4 separate regions of the Mus musculus genome follow, and all the other regions are linked to region 4. A link is a loop called in an ENCODE intact Hi-C map of the cell type or tissue named here. Cell type or tissue: heart. All regions are shown on one strand.

Evidence for each region. A loop is a pair of places that touch in the nucleus more often than their neighbours do. Peaks named below come from ENCODE experiments on the same cell type or tissue, not always from the same donor. Only the 100,000 strongest peaks of a DNase experiment are listed, where the experiment ranks them.
Region 1: it touches region 4 in a loop (11-fold over the local background); 32 of 42 quality-filtered maps call a loop at or near these places.
Region 2: a loop joins it to region 4, with 2.3 times the contacts of the local background. A loop is called at or near these places in 2 of 42 quality-filtered maps.
Region 3: it touches region 4 in a loop (2.6-fold over the local background); 2 of 42 quality-filtered maps call a loop at or near these places.

Annotation. Positions count from the first base shown.
Region 1 is chr19:57,063,982-57,068,981 of GRCm38, forward strand. It overlaps Ablim1 (actin-binding LIM protein 1), which reads right to left. Exons shown (of 26, transcript NM_178688.4): 11 at 4,879-4,956; 12 at 4,110-4,265. Among named protein-coding and RNA genes, the nearest start is that of Afap1l2, 58 kb to the left of the region's middle. In heart, a CTCF peak has its summit at 2,528 (motif pointing right); DNase peaks (open chromatin) are centred at 2,520 and 3,340; H3K27ac peaks cover 40 bases.
Region 2 is chr19:57,455,393-57,460,392 of GRCm38, forward strand. It overlaps Trub1 (TruB pseudouridine (psi) synthase family member 1), which reads left to right. Exons shown (of 8, transcript NM_028115.3): 2 at 2,698-2,796. Among named protein-coding and RNA genes, the nearest start is that of Trub1, 5.0 kb to the left of the region's middle. In heart, a CTCF peak has its summit at 1,930 (motif pointing left); no DNase peak of the experiment used is centred here.
Region 3 is chr19:57,640,877-57,645,876 of GRCm38, forward strand. It overlaps Atrnl1 (attractin like 1), which reads left to right. Exons shown (of 29, transcript NM_181415.4): 5 at 1,544-1,752. Among named protein-coding and RNA genes, the nearest start is that of Atrnl1, 32 kb to the left of the region's middle. In heart, a CTCF peak has its summit at 2,380 (motif pointing left); no DNase peak of the experiment used is centred here.
Region 4 is chr19:57,134,128-57,139,127 of GRCm38, forward strand. Ablim1 (actin-binding LIM protein 1) reads right to left here. Exons shown (of 26, transcript NM_178688.4): 5 at 455-581. Among named protein-coding and RNA genes, the nearest start is that of Ablim1, 79 kb to the right of the region's middle. In heart, CTCF peaks have their summits at 2,319 (motif pointing left) and 4,040 (motif pointing right); DNase peaks (open chromatin) are centred at 784, 2,314 and 4,504; H3K27ac peaks cover 654 bases.

The sequences.
Region 1 (5,000 bases), 70 kb before region 4:
GAAGCATGACTTTAATGACTGTATTGTTGGACTGGTTGGAACTCCTTCCCTTCCATATCTGACTGTGTTTATGATATAACTGTGTGTTAAACAGCTAAGGAAATGCAGAAGTTTGCTAATTCAGAACCGCAGAAATTACTGTAAGATAGTTTGGTAGGACTGTGATGACCCTCACATCACCTACCTCCACTGTCTGTTGTTTTTGGGTTGACTTCTGTTATCAATAGGTGAAGTGCTTTCACCCCAGGAACTTGGCACTAGCATCTCCGCTGCCGCCAGTGCTTTTTAGACAGCTTCAGAGCTCACTCAACTCTAGTGAAGTCTGGGTTCAAACTCCCTTCACACCTCATGATCTCCATTCACACTTTCCACTGTTGCAATAACTTCCTGCCATCCCTCTGTTCACAGTTTCCATCATCACACTAACTTCCTGTGATTCCCAGTTCAGACTTTCCTACACACCTCCTGTGAACCCCCTGTTCACACTTTCCTTCACACCTCCCATCACCTCTCATTTACACTTTCCTTCCTACCTCTTATGACCCCCTGTTCACACTTTCCTTCACACCTCCTGTGACCCCCATTCACACTTTACTTCACATCTTCTATGACCCCTCATTCATACTTTCCTTCACACCACCCATGAGTCCCCATTCACACTTTCCTTCCCACCTCCCATGACACCCCACCCCCATTTACACTTTCCTTTCCACCTCCTATGACCCCCTGTTCACACTTTCCTTCACACCTCTCATGACCTCCCATTCACACTTCCCCTTGCTACCCTAACTTCCCTAACATTTCAGTGCATATCTGCTTCTTTGCTGACTGGCTCCAGCTTGACTGTCTACAACCACGTGTTCCCAGTGACAAGAGTCGAGTGAGTTTTGTAGTGAGTGAAATGTTTACAATTGAATCCAAAAGGCCTTTAACTAGCACTATAAAGAGGATTTCAGAGGGAGCACCTCTTGCTTTTAGGATTTGTCCTCTCCTATGTTATTAGTAAGCTGACAGACTACCTTACTCACCAAGCTTCCTTATGGTCCTCAGGAGCTATAGCCTATCGCTAGGGCTCAAAGCTTTGATGGGTAAGGATGGCCTTCCTAGAGAGAAGAAGCTAGGCATGACCTTGCCAATGGTTAGCTTGATCCATCCACTCATATACTTTCCAAATATGCCAATAATTATATCAAATTTTAAGTTTACTTTAAAGTATTATGTGTGTGTCTCTGTGTATACATGCATGCGTGTATGTGTGTGTGTGTGTGACTTGTGTCTATACATGTGTGCATGAATGTTGTGTATGACTTGTGTGTATACATACATGTATGTGTTTGAGTATCTGAGTGTATACATGCATGCATGCGCATGACTTGTGTGTACACATGCATGTGTGTGAGTGTCTGAGTATATACATGCATGTGTGTGACTTGTGTGTATATACATGCGTGCATATGTGAGTGTGTGTACATGCATGAATGTGTGTATGACTTGTGTGTATACATGTGTGCATGTGTGTGTACATGCATGCATGTGAGTATGTAAGTGTATACACCCATGCAAGTGCGTATGAGTAGGCCAGAGGTCAATGTCAAGCGTCTCTTTCAATTAATTTATTTTTTTGAGACCGTTCTTGATAGACCTGCAGCTCACTAGGTCACACTTGCTGGACAGCAGACCCCAGGAATCCTTCTGTTTCCACCACCCAGCACCAACATGGCAGGAACATGCTGCCAAACTGGGAACTGTGTTCTGGGAATTGACCTTAGTCTTCAGGTTTTGTGACAAGCACTTCACCGGCTGAGCTACCTCCCCATCCCTTCCGTGTCTTTAAAATAACTCATGGTTCTACAAAATAAGTGTCATAACTGATAGAAGTAGTAATAGAATAGCTTGTAGTGTTTATTTGGTGACAAGATACATGCATTCAAAGGAAGTTTATTAATGTATCTAATTTCTGTCCCAAAGGGGCATCCTCTATGAACAAAGAAAGCCACAGGCCACGACTACGCTGGCACATACCAGTGGACTGTGAGAAGAGGTGGGATGTTAGCATTTTTGTTGGATGTCAGATATTGGTCTAATCTAATGATCTCATTCCTTATAGACAAACTGGCACATTTACTTTCCAAGTCCTGAGTTAGTAGGTAGGTGGCGCAGTCAGATTTTAAGTGACCTAAACTTCATTTCCAAGCCAAATTTCTGCTTGATATTTTGCTACTCCAGAGGAAGGTACTGGAAGAATACAAAACAATAACACACAACAATAATAATAGACACACACACACACCACCCAAGAAAGTACACACAGCACACATGCACCTTTAAAACCACGAAAAGCCAACATTTCCCTTTTGCATATATGTCTTGAACTTTAAAAAAGACACCTGAGCAATGACTCGAAGGCCAGTCTTTATGTACTTTGTTCAGAAAGTTACCCTGACCTCTGAAATTCTGAAATCCAGTGGTAGCTAACAGCCCAGGACAATTAACCGTCTGTAGATGCAGTGCAGCAAGCAAACCACCAGATGGCACTATGGGAAAAATGCAAGTCCCTTGCCAGACTGGGGACCTTAATGCAGGCTGTGTTCTAGAATAAAACCCAGATTGGGAATCAGCAAGAAGAGGAATAATTATAAATACACAAAATTGCTATAAAACAATAAATACTAGTGTGCATAACTGGGAACAAATCAAAGCCAGCATCACATTTTCATGCCTTTTGAGGGAGCGGTGTTGAGACAGGATTTTCCAAGCTCCTGCTGTATCCCAAAGTCTAGCATGACATATGTGCCTCAAGTGTTTGGTTCGTCTTATGCAAGTCTAGGCACCGTGGGATGCTACAGTCTACAATCTTCTCTGGCCTTGGCTGGAGGGCCCAGTTAAGTCCACTACTTGATAATATTTCTCTGAATGGAGTCCAATCAGGTTACAGATGACTCCAACTTAAATAATGAATAAGACAGAAAGGGCGTGCAGTGAGAAAGCATGGTCTGTCAGTCTCCAGGGTCAAGCTGTAATAACAATGAAAATAAATAAAGGGGCTGGGTGTATGGCACACACCTCTAATCCCAGCAGGCATATCCCCATGAGTTCGAGGCCAGCCTGGTCTACAAAGCCAGTTATAGGACAACAAAAGCACACAGAGAAACCTCGCCTTGAAAACCCAACCAACCAACCAAACAAACAAAATGGTAAGTGAGAAAATTAGAATAAATTGAAGGAGCTGAGGGAAACAGCGTATGGTCAGGGTGCGAGGTGGCAGTAGGTAACCTCTAACCCTAGGAGCTAGCACAGGGGAGAGAGCCCTCTAGGCTGAGAAACTCTGGCCCAGCAGAGGGTCAGGCCTGCACACTGAGCTGTAGTGAGCCGTAGACAGGGCCACAGCAGGGGCCACAGCCACACTGAGCATGTGCAAGTTTGCCCCTCCTCACTGAGCATGTGCAAGTTTGCCCCTCCTCACTGAGCATGTGCAAGTCTGCCCCTCCTCGTTGCTCTTCAGTTTCTTGAATCCATATAAGCATCTCCAAGGAGCTGATTGTCATTACCCTATTTTCCCGATGAAGGGACTGGGATCACGGTGACTGTCACATGACAATCGAAACCAGCATGTGCTAACACCTTCGGTTGAAACCCAGTAATCCATTCAAGGAACCCCAGCTATCTGCTCAGCCATACCGCCTTCCCCTCCATTCATCCTCCATTAACATGTCAGAAACTGAAGCTGCTTAAATTTAAGGGTGAGGTCTTACATCTCATGATCCCTAGAAATGTACTTCCAAGTTATCTGAAGTCCAAGATACCCTATGTATGACCTCCTTCCCTTAACAACCTGCCCCCAACACACACACACACACGCACGCACGCACGCACGCACGCACGCACACGCATGCAACCTCAGGCCCAAACGGCTAATTTCTTACCTCTCTGTACCCTCGTTTAGGAGGTCATGGGATAGGTTCTGAGTCCCTCACATCACCAGGTACAGAGCCCTTCAGAGTGTCGGCAAAGTCTGACATAGCTTAGTCCCAAACAGTGGTTCTTATTAGAGGTGAGTGAAACGGGACACTGGATGGCCATATTGTTTGCAATCCCTGGGAATCCATTACCTCTCCAAGGCTCTGTCTCTCCTGCTTGTCCTCATAGCCTGATGTGTAGAAAGGCTCATAGGTAATGAGATCTGGACGCTCGATGTCATAGATCGCCTTGACCTTGGGGATGGCTGCTAAATCCTTGTAATCCAGGATTTCATTGTCTACTTTTGCCTGGCAGAGTTAAACAGCGAGAAAAGTTAATCCTCTATTTCAGTTTGTCGAGAAATTATCCTCAGTGCCATTTACGGCCTTGCTTAAAATGGGATTCTTAAACCAAGCCAAACGCCTTGCTGCGTGATGTCACATCCTTTAGGAAGGATCAATGCCCCTATTAATCAACGCGTCTATTAATCACGCTTAAAAATAAAATATCATCAATGGCTTAGAATGGGCGTGTATAGAATTTAGTGAATAAAGAAATATTTCAACCTTCAGAATAGTTTCTCAACACAGAGAAAAAACTCAAAGAGATGGTCAATAAATCTTTTCAGATAGCTAAATATAAGTACTGTATATTGAATAAACTAAATATGTAAATATCTTTGTGGCAGAATTTAATAACATCAGCAGCAGCATTATAAAATGGGCAGTTAATCCCCCAAATATCTGCACACATGTTAGGTGCAACAAGCTTTTAAGCTCTATCTATACCATGTGACTGCACCTTTGGGATCTTCTAACAGGATCCCAGGGGATCAGCTTCCTTTCTTGGCTTCTCCATCCGATGGTTCTAATCCCAGACCCACCTGCTCCCCCAAGTGTCCCTTCTGGAAGTGATACTTACATAGATAGTATGGCCTGGTGAACCAGGGATGCTGGAGCCTGGTCTAGAATAGATACTTTCAGAGGAGGTCCTGGTGGGCTGCAAAATAAACAGCGAGTGGCCTGTCAGACTTCTGAACAGCC
Region 2 (5,000 bases), 320 kb after region 4:
CCCCAGTGCCTGTGATTGGTCGATTCTGTATTCATATTAGCTAAGCGAGCTTCCCACTGGGGAAGTGTCTGTGATTGGTCAATTCCGTATTCATATTAGCTAAGCGAGTTTCCCCAGTGCCTGTGACTGGGTAATTCCGTATTCCCTATTAGCGAACTCAGGCTTCCCCAGTGCCTGTGATTGGTCGATTCTGTATTCATATTAGCTAAGCGAGCTTCCCCAATGCCTGTGATTGGTCGATTCCGTATTCATATTAGCTAAGCGAGTTTCCCCAGTGCCTGCGATTGGGTAATTCCGTATTCCCTATTAGCGAACTCAGGCTTCCCCAGTGCCTGTGATTGGTCGATTCCGTATTCATATTAGCTAAGAGAGTTTCCCCAGTGCCTGCGATTGGGTAATTCCGTATTCCCTAGTAGCGAACTCAGGCTTCCCCAGTGCCTGTGTTTGGTTGATTCCGTATTCATACTAGCTAATTGAGCTTTCCCAGTCCCAGGCTAAGCACCTGTCAGAATCGCCCTGCAAGATTCTAAAAGATAGCATTCTGTTCTATCCAGGTTTGACAACCACTGATTCGCTCAGCCAGGAGGCATAGCCTCTTCAAAAACATTCCTTGCCCGTCCTTACATTGATTTCCCCCGTTGTAGAATCTCTTCTCCGTGACTTTGAACCTTTCAAGGCCTGAAGCATGCTAGGTTTTTATAGGTAGAAAGGACCTTAAATGGTCATCCATAAACAGCCATCTGAGTATTCGATTCAAGAGTGAACACAATTTCAACAGTGTGAATGAGTTAGAGACAAGATGACTGAATTTATGAGACCTTTATACTAAGGCATATCAAGTTAAAAACTCGGAGTTCCCCAGTGTACTTTTGTAAGTTCACTGACAGAGATCCATGATACATTGCAAGTGGAAGGTGAAGTGTTTGAAGTCCAGGCCCACGGTGCTGGGATCTCGTTCCTCCAAGTTTGGTGATGTTAGAGTCCAAGTGTACACCCGATCTTAAGGCTCTGAACCACTGGCATGGTAGTCAGGCTGTGAGGTTGAGCGGCCCAGCACAGCCATCTGAATGTTCTGTTGTAAAGATTTATTTATTTATTTTATCTATGTGAGTACACTGTTGCTGTCTTCAGACACACCAGAAGGAGGCAGTGCAGATGGTTGTGAGCCCCCATGTGGTTGCTGGGAATTGAACTCAGGCTCCCCGGAAGAGCAGTCAGTGCTACTTATTAACCTCTGAGCCATCTCTCCAGCCCCGTCTGAGAGTTTAAGCTGGCTTCTGTCTCTGCCCTGCCCTCTTTTCATTGTGTGCTGTTTTCTGTCTCCTGGTGTCAATAGTTTTAAAGTAGGTTTAACAGGCTGAGGGTCAGGGGATTGCTGTGACAGGTGTCGTATAGCTCGTCTGTAATGATGGAGATGTGATGTAAGCAGTGTTGGAATCCTCTCTTTCTTTATTAAATGCTTCAGAAGTCAAGTGGTAACTAACAGCTCTGAGCTGACACTTAAGCTCTTGTTGAGATTAGCGTCTTTAATGAATTGAAAGTTTTGATCATGTGGACAAGTAGTAAAACTAGCTGAGGACTAGGTGTAGATAGAAATAGCCCTGTATGAGATGTGCTCCCAGTTAGTAGACGCCAGGGAGGGACAGAAGAAATCACAGACATTTAGAGACTGTAGCTGAGGTCTCTTAAAACTAGCTGCATATGCCAAAGCTAACTTTTTTGTTACTTTCTAACTATTGATATATCACTAGAAGTCACCCAGTTAGCTTAAATATTGACTTAGACTTTTGTTTTTCTTGGGGCTGGAAAGATGGCTCCACAGATAAGGACATTGGGCTGATATTCCAGAGGTCCCAGGTTCAATTCGCAGCATCCACTTGGTGTCTCATGTCCATCTAGAACTCTAGTTCCCAGGACTCTGCTGCCCTCTTCTGGCCTCCTTAGACACTGCATGTACATGGTTTACAGATATACATGTAACGAGATTGTCTATACACATCTAGATATAGATAGATCCACACACATATAGATGGATACATACATACATACATACATACATACATACCTAATTGTTTCTCTTAAAATGAGTTCAGTTTCTATTTCACTAATTTTGAAATACTGTTCTTTTGTAATTTAGGAAATCTTTCTCTCTTCATGTGTGTGTGTGTGTTCACACATGTGTGGAGGCCAGAGGTCAACCTCAGGAGTCATTCCTCTGTCCACATTAATTTTTGAGACAAGGTGTTTCACTGGCCTGGAACTCACTAAGTAGATGTCACCAAGCCCCTGTCTCAGATCAGGGATTATAAATGCATGTCACCACCCCCAGCTTTTTCTTTAACATGGGTCCTGGGGATTGACCTCAGAACCTCATGCTTGAGTGGCAAGCAGTTTACCAACTGAGCTATCTTCCTAGGCGTGGCTATACAGTTTTGTTGTGTTTTGGGACAGGGTCTCAGCATATATCCTTGGCTATGGGGACTCAGTATGTAAACCACCCTGGCCTCAAACTCATTGTTTAAAAGCGTACACCACCACACTGAGCCCACTGTACATTCTAAAACCTGTTTTTGCTAGTTATGTGGTCATAGCCTTATACCTGTATGTTTTGTTTGTTTTTTGAATAGGTTATCTTGTCTCCCATGCTCCTCCTGACTTGTAATTACCTTTTTTTAAAAATTCTGATTACTCCTGTAGAAGCTGGAATGCCTTCTCCAGAATGGAACAAGAGGCAAAAGCAGACATTGAAAGTCGGACACGGAGGGACGCTGGACAGTGCAGCGCAAGGTGTTCTGGGTAAGAGACGTGAGGGAAGTTTAATGACTCTCTCCTTCAATACCAGAAATGCTAGCTGAGTCCTGGTGCCTCACTGTACATTGCAGTGTTCTAGTTATACCGTGGTTACAAGTCCTTCTTCCCCGAAGCCCTTGAATGGTGCAGGGCACAAGCACCACAGAGCACAGCACCACAGCACACAGTACCTCAGACCACACAGTACCACAGACCATCCAACATGGCAGCACACAGTACCACAGAGCACACAGCACCACAGACCATCCAACATGGCAGCACACAGTACCTCAGACCACAGTACCACAGACCATCCAACATGGCAGCACACAGTACCACAGAGCACACAGTACCACAGACCATCCAACATGGCAGCACACAGTACCTTAGACCACACAGTACCACAGACCATCCAACATGGCAGCACACAGTACCATAGAGCACACAGCACCACAGACCATCCAACATGGCAGCACACAGTACCTCAGACCACACAGTACCACAGACCATCCAACATGGCAGCACACAGTACCTCAGACCACACAGTACCACAGACCATCCAACATGGCAGCACACAGTACCACAGAGCACACAGCACCACAAAGCACCATAATGCCACAGCACATAGCACCAGAGCACACAGCACCACAGAGCAACACAACACCATAGCACCACAGCACCACAGAGCAACACAGCACCACAGAGTAACATAGGGCCACAGAGCACCACAACACCACAGCACAGCACTACAGCATACAGCAGCACAGAGCACCACACACACAGCACCACAGAACAGAGCACATAGCACTACAGAGCAACAGCACACAGCATCACAGAGCACATGGCACCATTGCCTCTCCTATGTGTGCAGGGAGCTTTGAGCAAAGGTTTGATTCTGAGCAGAACAGTTAGCCCACCAGGAGTGAAACTGTTGCGTTTTGAAAGGCTTGGGCATGCCTAGCATCTGTGAACTTGGATTATAGGAAGTACTCCACTCTTCCCTGGATCACCATCCTGGTTTGCTGTGTCTGGACTGTGTGCACTACTGTCTTCCTGTAGGACTCTGGAGTTCAGGGCTCCCATACAGGCAGAGGGTGCCAGGGGACACTTCCCAACCCCAGATCAAGCTTGGAAACTATGTTTTTGATATATTTCCTGGAGAGAAACATTGTATATACACGTTCTTCTAGGACTGACAGGTGTGCTGGCCTGGCACTGACTGGTGTGCTGGCCTGGCACTGACTGGTGTACTGGCCTGGGACTGACTGGTGTGCTGGCCTGGCACTGACAGGTGTGCTGGCCTGGGACTGACTGGTGTGCTGGCCTGGGATGGACACTGGGTTGTGCTGGCCTGGGACTGACTGGTGTGCTGGCCTGGGATGGACACTGGGTTGTGCTGGCCTGGGACTGACTGGTGTGCTGGCCTGGGACTGACTGGTGTGCTGTCCTGGGACTGACTGGTGTGCTGGCCTGGGACTGACTGGTGTGCTGGCCTGGCACTAATGCTGGTGTGCTGTCCTGGGACTGACTGGTGTGCTGTCCTGGGACTGACTGGTGTGCTGTCCTGGGACTGACTGGTGTGCTGGCCTGGCACTAATGCTGGTGTGCTGGCCTGGGACTGACTGGTGTGCTGGCCTGGGACTGACTGGTGTGCTGGCCTGGGACTGACTGGTGTGCTGGCCTGGCACTAATGCTGGTGTGCTGTCCTGGGACTGACTGGTGTGCTGGCCTGGGACTGACTGGTGTGCTGGCCTGGCACTAATGCTGGTGTGCTGTCCTGGGACTGACTGGTGTGCTGGCCTGGGACTGACTGGTGTGCTGGCCTGGCACTAATGCTGGTGTGCTGGCCTGGGACTGACTGGTGTGCTGGCCTGGGACTGACTGGTGTGCTGGCCTGGGACTGACTGGTGTGCTGGCCTGGGACTGACTGGTGTGCTGGCCTGGGACTGACTGGTGTGCTGGCCTGGCACTGATGCTGGTGTGCTGTCCTGGCACTGACTGGTGTGCTGTCCTGGGACTGACTGGTGTGTTCTCCTGGCACTGTTGCTGAGTTGTTCTGTCCTGGGACTGACTGGTGTGCTGTCCTGGCATTGACACTGAGTTGTGCTGTCTTGGCACTGAGGCTGGGTTGTGCTGTCCTGGCACTGATGCTGGGTTGTGCTGTCCTGGGACTGACTGGTGTGCTGTCCTGGCACTGACGCTGTGCGCTG
Region 3 (5,000 bases), 510 kb after region 4:
AAAGTGGTGTCTGTCCTACAGGCCTTGCACGCTGTGTTCGTAGGTGCTTCACGGTTCTGAGTGTTTTATGTCTGCCACCTCATCTTTAAGCCCTGCTGCTGTGGTACTTTACCTGATCTATCGGCAAGGTTTTCCTATTCGCCTACATTTTTAAATTAACTCCTTGAGTTTTCCATTCCACAATTTCTAATTCATTTTTCCAATATTTTTATCTTTTTGCTGAAGTCTTACATCGGCTTCATATTTTATTCAGCTATTTGTAGCTTCTGAGTTTATTCAGGAGTTTGTATTCCCTTTGATTTTGTTCAACATTTATTTCTACTTAAAATATTTTAAATTAATTTTCTTAATGCACATGGATGGGGTGGGGTGTGTGTGTGTGAATCTGTGTATCACATGCATGGGTGTTGTGTGTGTGTGTGTGTCTATGTATCACATGCATGGGTGTTGTGTATGTGTGTGTCTATGTATCACATGCATGCCTAGTGTTTGTAGAGGCCAAAAGAAGATATTGCACCCCCAGAACTGGAGTTACAGACAGTTGTAAGCCTCTATGTGGGTGCTGGATATTGAACCTGTGTACCCTAGAAGAATAGCCATTGCTCTTAACCACTGAACCATCTCTCTAGTCCCTTACCACATTTGATTTCATTAAAACCCTTTTATATCTAGAAGTCCAGGGGTAAAGTAATGAGAGGTGCTCTCAGATGCTTCTAGAGACATAGCCACAGGAGTCATTTGTCATTTTTTTCTTTTCTTTAAGAAGATAGAAATTGCTAATGGGAAAATTTTTCTTCAGGAATAAAGTATTTGAAATACTTCTGAATCAGTGGTTTATTATGGGATCTCGTCATACTACATATAATGTATCCAGATGTGTACACATTGGAAGTATATGTATAGCAGAATAGAGGCAGTCACGGGCATTAAAACATGTCTTCTGTGACTGTGTAAGTGGTGGCCTGTGTCTTAAGGTGCTAGAACTAAGTAAGTTCTTGGTTCTCTTAAGTTTTAGGAGTTCAAAATATCTCTCCTTAACATATCTATTCAGAATATTTATTTACGTCTCTATAAACATCACGCTTGGAGCCGGGCGTGGTGGGGCACACCTTTAATCCCAGCACTCGGGAGGCAGAGGCAGGTGGATTTCTGAGTTTGAGGCCAGCTTGGTCTACACAGTGAGTTCCAGGACAGCCAGGGCTATACAGAGAAACCCTGTCTCGAAAAACCGAAAAACAAAAAAAAAAAACAAAAAACAAAAAAAAAACAAACAAAAAAAACCCAAAAAACAAAAAAACAAAACAAACAAACAAAAAGAAACCAAAACATCACACTTGGAATTGTGCAGGTGCTTCAGACGTTGAGGGGAGCCCTTGAAATCAGAGTTTTGTTAGCAGAAGACATCTTGTGAATGAACTAAGACGCGCAGCATAAGTAACAGTGAGCTGAGAGGCGTGGAGGAGATGGAATGACAGCTGGGACCTGGGAGGCCGAGGCAGGCAATATACGAATGGTATCTGAGCCCGCGAATTATGTTTTGCAGGATCAATTCCTGTCCTAACAACTGCTCTGGTCATGGAAAGTGTACAACCAGTGTCTCTGTTGCAAGTCAAGTGTATTGTGAATGCGACAAATACTGGAAAGGGGAAGCATGTGACATTCCTTACTGTAAAGCCAATTGTGGGAGTCCAGATCATGGCTACTGTGACCTAACAGGAGAGAAACTCTGTGTCTGCAACGATAGTTGGCAAGGTAAGGCGGCGCTGGGATGGCATGGGGTTGGTGCGGGGTTGGCGCGGGGATGGCCGGGATGGTACGGGTTTGGCCGGGGATGATGCGGGGTTGGCCGGGAATGGCGTGGGGTTGGCCGGGGATGATGCGGGGATGGCTGGGGATGGTGCGGGGTTGGCCGGGGATGGCGTGGGGTTGGCATGTGGGCGGCTGAGGGTGGCTAGTGGCCACGTGGAGATGGTGGGTGCAATGCTACACGCATTGATTTAGTTTGCACACCCAATACTCAGGTGTTTTTGTTTTTTGGCTTTTTTGCGGGGGCTGGGGATGGTATGTTTAGGTTAACAGTTAAGTTCTTAGCATCTGCATTTTCATAAATAAAGTTGGGAAAGACCTGTCTACATGCTGTTTTAGAGATTAAGTGAAGTTACAGGTTAAACTTAAAATTGGAGGCATGTGATCGTTATAATCCTCTGTACTCTTTTTGTTGACTCCTCAGAGCCTGGATGACGTCACCAGACTTACTCTGTGGTGTCTTCAAATTTACCTCATAATTGGTAACATACTGTACTGCAAAAAGTAAATTCAGTTTTACAGTTATAGGAGTGCTTAAAATGTTTTTCTTAGGAAAGACTGACCCCTTGTGGCTATTTTAAAAAAAGGACAGAGACTATTTCAATAAATAAAAGTTTAGCTGCTTGCTGTAAAAGTCAGATTCCTTGAAAAGAATTCTAAAATCTTCTGTCTGTCATTAAAGATTAGCTTTAAAACACATTGAAGAGTTTTGGGTTTCTTAAGCATATTAAGTCATATATTTCTCATTGTGGAGACAAACTAAAGGATACGTATAGTTATCTGGAATCATCTCTTCAGGTCTAATTTGCTGGTTCCGTTTGCAGAGAAGCATCTTTGTGCTAATATAGTACTTTTTGACAGAGGGAACTTTGATGCACACATTACATAATCCAGAGGCGTATTAAACACACGACAGCAGTTGGAGCAGTTCTCGCTGACCTAAGAACCACACAGGCACACTATAGCAGTGATTTCCTGCAAAAGGGCTTTTATTATTGATAATATATTATTTATGGTTATGACAAGTGTAAATTCTCAAGTGTTTATTAGTAGTGGGGCTGTGTATTTTAAGTTAGTTAATCACTTGCCAATTTTGTGTCCTCAGAAAGTGCTTTGAGGCTTTTTCCAACTTAAAATTTTAAACTAAAATCTTTTCATTTTCCATAGTGATAGTTGTAGATAAATGGCATTTAAAGTTCAGCTAGAGAAGTCAAATATGGCTTATATACAGTGCTTTCCACACGAGACTCATCTAGTTCTGTGACTCAGCATAACAGAGCTGAGCAAAAGATACAGAAAGCCTTCCCCCACATTAGCATAGCTCTCCCTAACAACATTTGCCAGAATGAATGGTGTGCCTGTTAAAACTGGCGAACCTACATCAATAGATCACTGCTACCTAAAGTCATGGTTTATATTAGAGTTGTATTGGTTAAAGGTACCATGGCATCCACCCACCTTACAGTATAGCGCAGAAGCGTTTCTCACACCCTGTACTCCGCCTCGTCATAGGTCCTTCCCTCAGCTGTCAGCAGCCAGTGACCTTCTTCTGTCTCCGTAGTTTTGGCTCTTCTGAATGTGATATGGAGTCTCTATGGCACTCTTGGTGTATTCTGAGAAGTTTATGCGGTTTAGTAGTGCACAAGTGAAGATGGGTGTGCTCTCCTTAAGTGATACAATCATTGATACCATGTTGTACATATGTGGTCTGTTGTTGATGGCAACATTGTTCTGTGATGGGTGACTGTAGCAGAAACTATGTAGCATGTAGGGTTAAGGGGTACCTTCTTTTACTTGGCATTCTGTGTTAAAGTTTCTCTCCTGTGCTCCAGTGACTTGCAGCCCATTTATTTGTAGAATGAGCAATGTTCATTGTGTGGATGTACTGCAGTTTCTCTGTTGATTCATTAGGACCTCTCGGTTCCTTCAGGTATTTTTAATGTAATATCATTTCTTTTAATTTTATGTATCTTTTGGAACAGGATTCACAATGTAGCTCAGGCTGGCCTCAAACTTTTGGTGATCTATCATAGACCCTTGAATGTATAGAATTTTTCAAATATTAAATCACATTAGGAAAAAGGTGTTTTGGAAAACGTTTATCTCTTAAGTTTATCTGTAATAATTGGATAAAGAAGATATTTTAAAACTAAATAAAAATCAAAACATAAAAAATTTACTTTATGTTCACGTGTAAAGAATAATCAGTTTCTCAGGGGCCTCCAAGATGTGGCAATATGCTATAGCAACTGCCTCAATCCAAGTGGCTTTCAGTTTTTTCCTTTATGTGACTTTCTGAATCCTTGGGCTTTTGTTAGAGCAACATAAGTATTTAAAACTTGATTGAGCAGAAGGGAAGTTGTGGTGCTGTTTGGAAGAGACCAGTGTCTTTCCAGCATTGATGAATTCCTTTTTGCAAACAGAGCTCACTGAGTTTTAGATCTGGCAGCTACATACTGTATTTCTAGTCTAACCTTACAGCCAGTGTGGATACCATGGTCAGTGGGATGTGCAAAGGAGTGCCATGTGTACATATACAAACTAGCTCACTCTGATATTTCTCTGGCCGATGCCGACAGCTCTAGTAACCAAAACACCCACCGCCCATTAGTGCTTCTGGAGGTTGGAGGTCTTAGATTAGAAATGAGAAAAACCAGGTTCTGGGGAGGGTTATCTTGGTTGCCTTCTTGCTGTGTTTTCCTCTGTCAGAGCTATGGCAAGAACACATGCGTGTGCATCTCGCACACTTTCTCATCCATCACATTAGGGTTTAGGGCTTATATCTAGCAATTTTGGTAAACCCAAACAAGCATTCAGCCTGTAATGTGCTGATTCTTAGAGTGGATGATTCTTATAGTCACTTCAATTTATTAAGAAATCATCCCAGCTCACAGGCTTATTTTCGGTAAGTCAACTAACCTGTCTAGTTATTAATTTCATCTTCTTTAGAAAGATACATTGACATTTGTCTGGGTCCTAGGATGACAACTCTATAAAGTATTAAAATGTATTCATTCGTACGATTCTGTTTGTATGTGGTGTATGCATGTGCGCATATGGTATGTGCATGTCTATGTGTGGAGGGCAAGAGGCTGACCCTGGGTGTCTTCTGAGATTGCTATGTACTTTATTCGTTGCGGTGGGCGAGGGGAGCTCTCTTCCTGAACTGGAGCTCATAAGTAGGCTAGACTTGG
Region 4 (5,000 bases):
TACCAGCGCTCTCTGACTGCAACATGAACCTTCACCCTGACAGGCTATTTGGTGGCTCTGGTCTTGCCAGGCTTGGTACCTAGATAACATGTGTTTTGCGGGGATGTCTAAAGCCCCAGAGAAGAAAACTACGTTAGCATCACATAAAAAAACCAGAAATAGCAAAGGAGACATGGCGAGGTGCTTAACTGATTACACAGTCGGGTATACTGCTTTGTTAATTATTAGATTGGGGCACCGTTAATAGGCCATTAAGTTTACAGCAGCCACGGCATGGCAAAAGTGGAACAATGAAGCTATTTCAATAAATGTTATGGCAAATTGTTCATACTGATGCAAGACGGAATGAATGTGCTCTGGCATGCTCGAGGGAGGGGGGCGACCCTGGAAAGCAGAGCGGGTACCCCAGCCTTTCTGCAGAGCCGGTACCCCAGCCCTTCTGACCCAGACTTACTTGCTGATGTACTCGCCGGTGAGGACCTTCCCACAGGACTTGCACTTGAAGCAGCCCAAATGCCACTGCTTGTCCAGAGCTAGCAGCGCCTGTCCGTTCTTAATGTCCCTTCCACAGCCGGCGCAGTCTGGAAGAGAGCAGCAGCCCACGGTTACTGCCATTTCCCTGGAAAAACCTGAGGAGGAGCGGTCCCCGGGACCCACGGTGCGGCTCTTGACTAAGGTCTCATTTCCCTATATAAGATCTTCTCCACTAAATCCCTCAGGACCTGTCCTCACGTGGCCAGGCAGCTGCTCAGACCTCAGTGGATCTCAGCAGATGATGAATGTCCTTCATCTCCTAGCTGGCTCCTCAGGAGTTAGGCACCCTTTGGGGTCCAGTTGGCCTAGAGACTATTTAATTATGGCATCTTGGCTAGGACGTTAAGCAAGCACTCGCAGGCTTTTATTTAATTGAGGACACATGTGAAGCCGATAAGCACACGTACTGGGAGCCCCTCCCCCCTCATCTCTGTGGGTGGTTTTAGGAGCACTGTCCGTCATTCTCAAATCTGTAATGAAATTCTACTTCCTTATCTACCCAAGCCAGCCTTTCCACTATTGGTTAAATGACTTAATTCCTTAGCTTTCATCTGTCCTTGACAGATTCCTGGAAGGCACGAGTGTTAGTTACTTCTCTCGGTGCTGTGACAAGAAGCCCAGGAAATGGCAGCTCACAAGAGCAAGGCTTAATCCTGAGTCTTGCGCGCGCTCAACAGGCCAGGAAGAACGACGCTGCTACAGGATCCTTCTGCACACGTTTATTCAGTCCTGTTTCTTCTTTCTCCATATATCTCCCCTGTTTATATCTCCCTTGTTTATATATCTCCCTTGTTTATATCTCCCCTGTTTATATCTCCCTTGTTTTTATATCTCCCTTGTTTTTATATCTCCCCCACTAATAGTAATCCTCTCTCGAATAATAATCCTCCCTCTAACCCGGGCCTCTCACTCTTATATACTCTCAGTTCCCATCCACGCACAGCAGGCCACGCCCCCTCGCCAGGCACGCAGCTTCAGCTAATCAGTGCAGCAGGGGCAAATCTCCACCAAATTGGATTCACCTGAATCCTGGTACACCTGCGCAGCACTCAAGATGTTTGTGTCTTATATGAGGAAGTCAGGTGCAAGTCATATGACTTAGCTGCAGTCCCTGGCGCCTTTGGGACTGCCGCCACACCCGCTCCCCACACCTGAGGGTGTGGTAACTGGTCACACTGCATGGCAGTCAGGGGGCAGAGAGAGATGGAGGCTCAGCTCACTGACTTCTTATGTTACTTAGGGACCCAGGCGACGAACTAGGGAGGGTCTTCACACCTTTGTCAACCCAATCTAGAGAGTCCCTCATAGTCATGCCCAGAGTTGTGTCTTCCTGTGGGTTCTAGATCCTGTCAAGCTGTCAATCAATGCTGACCATCACAATGTAGCAGACTATGGACGCCGGAGTTAGCTGGCCTGGTCCTGCACCACGATTTTGCCTGTCAAAGTAGCCCTTGAGTAATACTTGCTGTTTCTAAAGGTGCTGAGATCATGTGGATTATAGCACACGCCATGGGGTCAGGGAAGCAGAATACATGTGTGTTAACGCAGAGACACATAAAAGCGGGGAGTTCACTGAAATTAACATCAACCCTACAACCATTCAAAATCCCTGTGTCTGAGGAAACAAGAGCAAACGCCACCAGCCGGCAGTGGCCACTGCGCCCTAACAAACAAGGCTAACAGAAAAGAGCAGCATCCAGGCAAGGCCACTCAGCGGCCATGTTTAGACTAAGACAGACACAGTGTCCCACGTACAAAGTGACAGGACAGCCCCCTCTTCTGGCCACATTTGTAACTGTCTCTTTGGAAAGGGCACTTCTAGACCAGCTTCTCTTCTCGTACCAGACCTGAGTCACCAACCTGTCCCGCTGGAGTGACCCAGCACAAACCTCAACCTTGAACACACTCTGAAAATCCATCCAGAGATGGCTGTGGCTCCTCTCTGCCTCAGCATCTTAACATAGCCTGTTTCTTTTGTTCTTGGGCATCTTGGTCAGCAGCTGTTAACTTGGCTTTAGACCCAACAACTCATGCCCAAAATTTTACTGTAGAAATACATTTGCAACAACCCCCCCCCCCCACCGTGTGTGTGTGCGTTCTAACTAAATGTACTTTAAAAAGAACACTGGTGTTCTCCTCCCAGAATAGAATGTTTCTGGAGAAACCCAGAAGAAACCCTTAAGAAACCGGCCCCCTGTGGAGGAGGGCTTTATCTGTCTCTTCACATGATCCAGTTGTTTGATTTTTTTTTAAAACCACTAGAATGTGAAAAATCAAAAATATGTATCCAAAGAGTTAAAAATATAAGTTCTGAGTAGTAGGGTGAGAATGTCCTTATTTAGAGATTTTTGTTTTACTTCTGTGCATGTGAGTACCTAGCTGAGTTTATGTGTACCATGTATGTACAGGTACATGTGGGGCCCATGGTATCCCCTGGACCTGGAGTTCCTCATACAGGTACTGAGAACCAAACCTGAGTCCTTTGCAAGATCCTTATGTGGTTCTAATCCTGAGCCATCTCGCTAGCCACTGGATAAGAATTTGTATGGGCCATTCTAAGCTGTGAGAAAAGACAGTCCTAAAGTTAATAATAGATGTTTTCTCAAATGCCCGATATGTCATCATAAATATTTAAATCTTACGTGTGGCAATGTTCTATGGAAAGCCACAGCACGCCCTTTAAATCACAGTCTTCAAATGGAAAGGCCACAGTACGGAGGGAGGGTAAGGCTAATGGGCAGTTTTAAAAAGCAGTCGGGGCTGTGGAGATGTCTTGATCAGCATGCCTGCCATGCTAGCATTGGGTCAGAACAACCCTTACAAAAGGCCAGTGTGGGAAGTGTCCATCTATAACCCTGGCTAGGGGGACAGGGAAAGAGACAGACAGACAGACAGATCCCAGGGACTTGCTGGCCAGCCAGTCCATCCAATTGGTAAGCTCCTGGCTCTGCTAGAGATCTGGTCTCAAAACTGTATTTGAGAGCTATAGAGGAAGACACCCAACATTGACCTCTGTGTACACACACACACACATATACAAACTCACACACGTGCACACATATATGTACATCCACACCTACCGCACTCTATAGCGGTCCATCTTAAAAAGGAATATACTCTAAGTTCTAAGTTCACAGGAAAATCGAGAGTGCAGAGATTTCCCACTTCCCACATGCTCAGCCTCCGCCACTCTTGATATCGACCACCGGAGCCTTGCTGACACCCACAGCTGATTAGTGTTTGGAAGGTTTAAAGTGGCGTCAGGGATTATAGTATCACGCTGAATAGCAGGAGAACTTCAGCACTCTGAGTTGAACACACTGAGTTCTACCTACTCAGCCCTCCTTCCCCCAAACCCTGGAAAACTCTGATTTTTTTTTTCCTCTTAAGTCCTTTCCTCAAAAAAAAAAAAAAAAAAAAAAAAAAAAAAAAAAAAAAAAAAAAAAGGAACTTTAATTCAAGTTGAACTGAAAATTTCCATTGTTTCTAATAATTACCACTAGGTGGCAGCAATGGTTTGAAGAAAGACAAATAAGGATTTTTGTTTTGTTTGTTTTGTTTTGTTTTGTTTTGTTTTTCTTTTTGGTTGTTGTTGCAAAATAAATTTCAAAGATGGAGATGGCTGGACTTAGGGAGGCTGTCAGAGTTGCCTGTGGTTCACTGCAGGAAGCCCATCATGTGTGAGCTACTGACAATAATGCCACCTGCTATGATGCATCCCAAGGTTGTGCACAACACAAGACCTGGTAGAGGTGAGCTACCCAATGGCCTCTCTCCTTCCTTGGTTAGGGAGCAGAGCTAAGACTAAACCCTGGGCTTCTTCATCTCAGCTCGAGCTTGCTCTCTCCTGGCCCCTGATGCCCACGCGTCACAGAGCCGGGAAAGAAGTTACTACACAGCCTGGGGGTGGGGGATGGGGAGGGAACATTTTGATCCCCTGCCGGGGGCTGTGCAGACATGTAGCCGGCCATGTAGCCTTCAGTTCTTTGAGTCTGGGGACTCTCTCACAGGTGATGTCTAAAACACTGGGACCCAGCATGCCCTGCCCAGTGTGCCTCCCCTAAAACATAGCAGGTGACCCAGGTGCCTGAGCCCAGCCAGTGAGCAAGAATGAGTGGGAAGCTCAAGAGGCCTTCAGTCTCTTAGGTAAGATACTATCACCCCACACCAGCTGGCTTGAGTATTCTGGTACACTCTACAGCAAAAACCCCTGTTCTCTGGACAAAGCCATAGCCTGACATCAGGCAGTGGAGCTGGACAAGGGGCAGTGAGAGAGAGGTTCCTACTGGTCGCTCCCTTCCCTCTGCTCAGGCCAACGAGGCTCTTCCATGAAGGACAGCATCTCCTACTTGCCAGCTTCGTGTCTTCTCAGTGGTTGAGAAAATTGTTTCCACATCTCTGAAGCAGCTGCTGGTAAATATAGAAAGTTGGTGCGTGGTAGCTGGGATGATTCTCCAAGTCAGAAA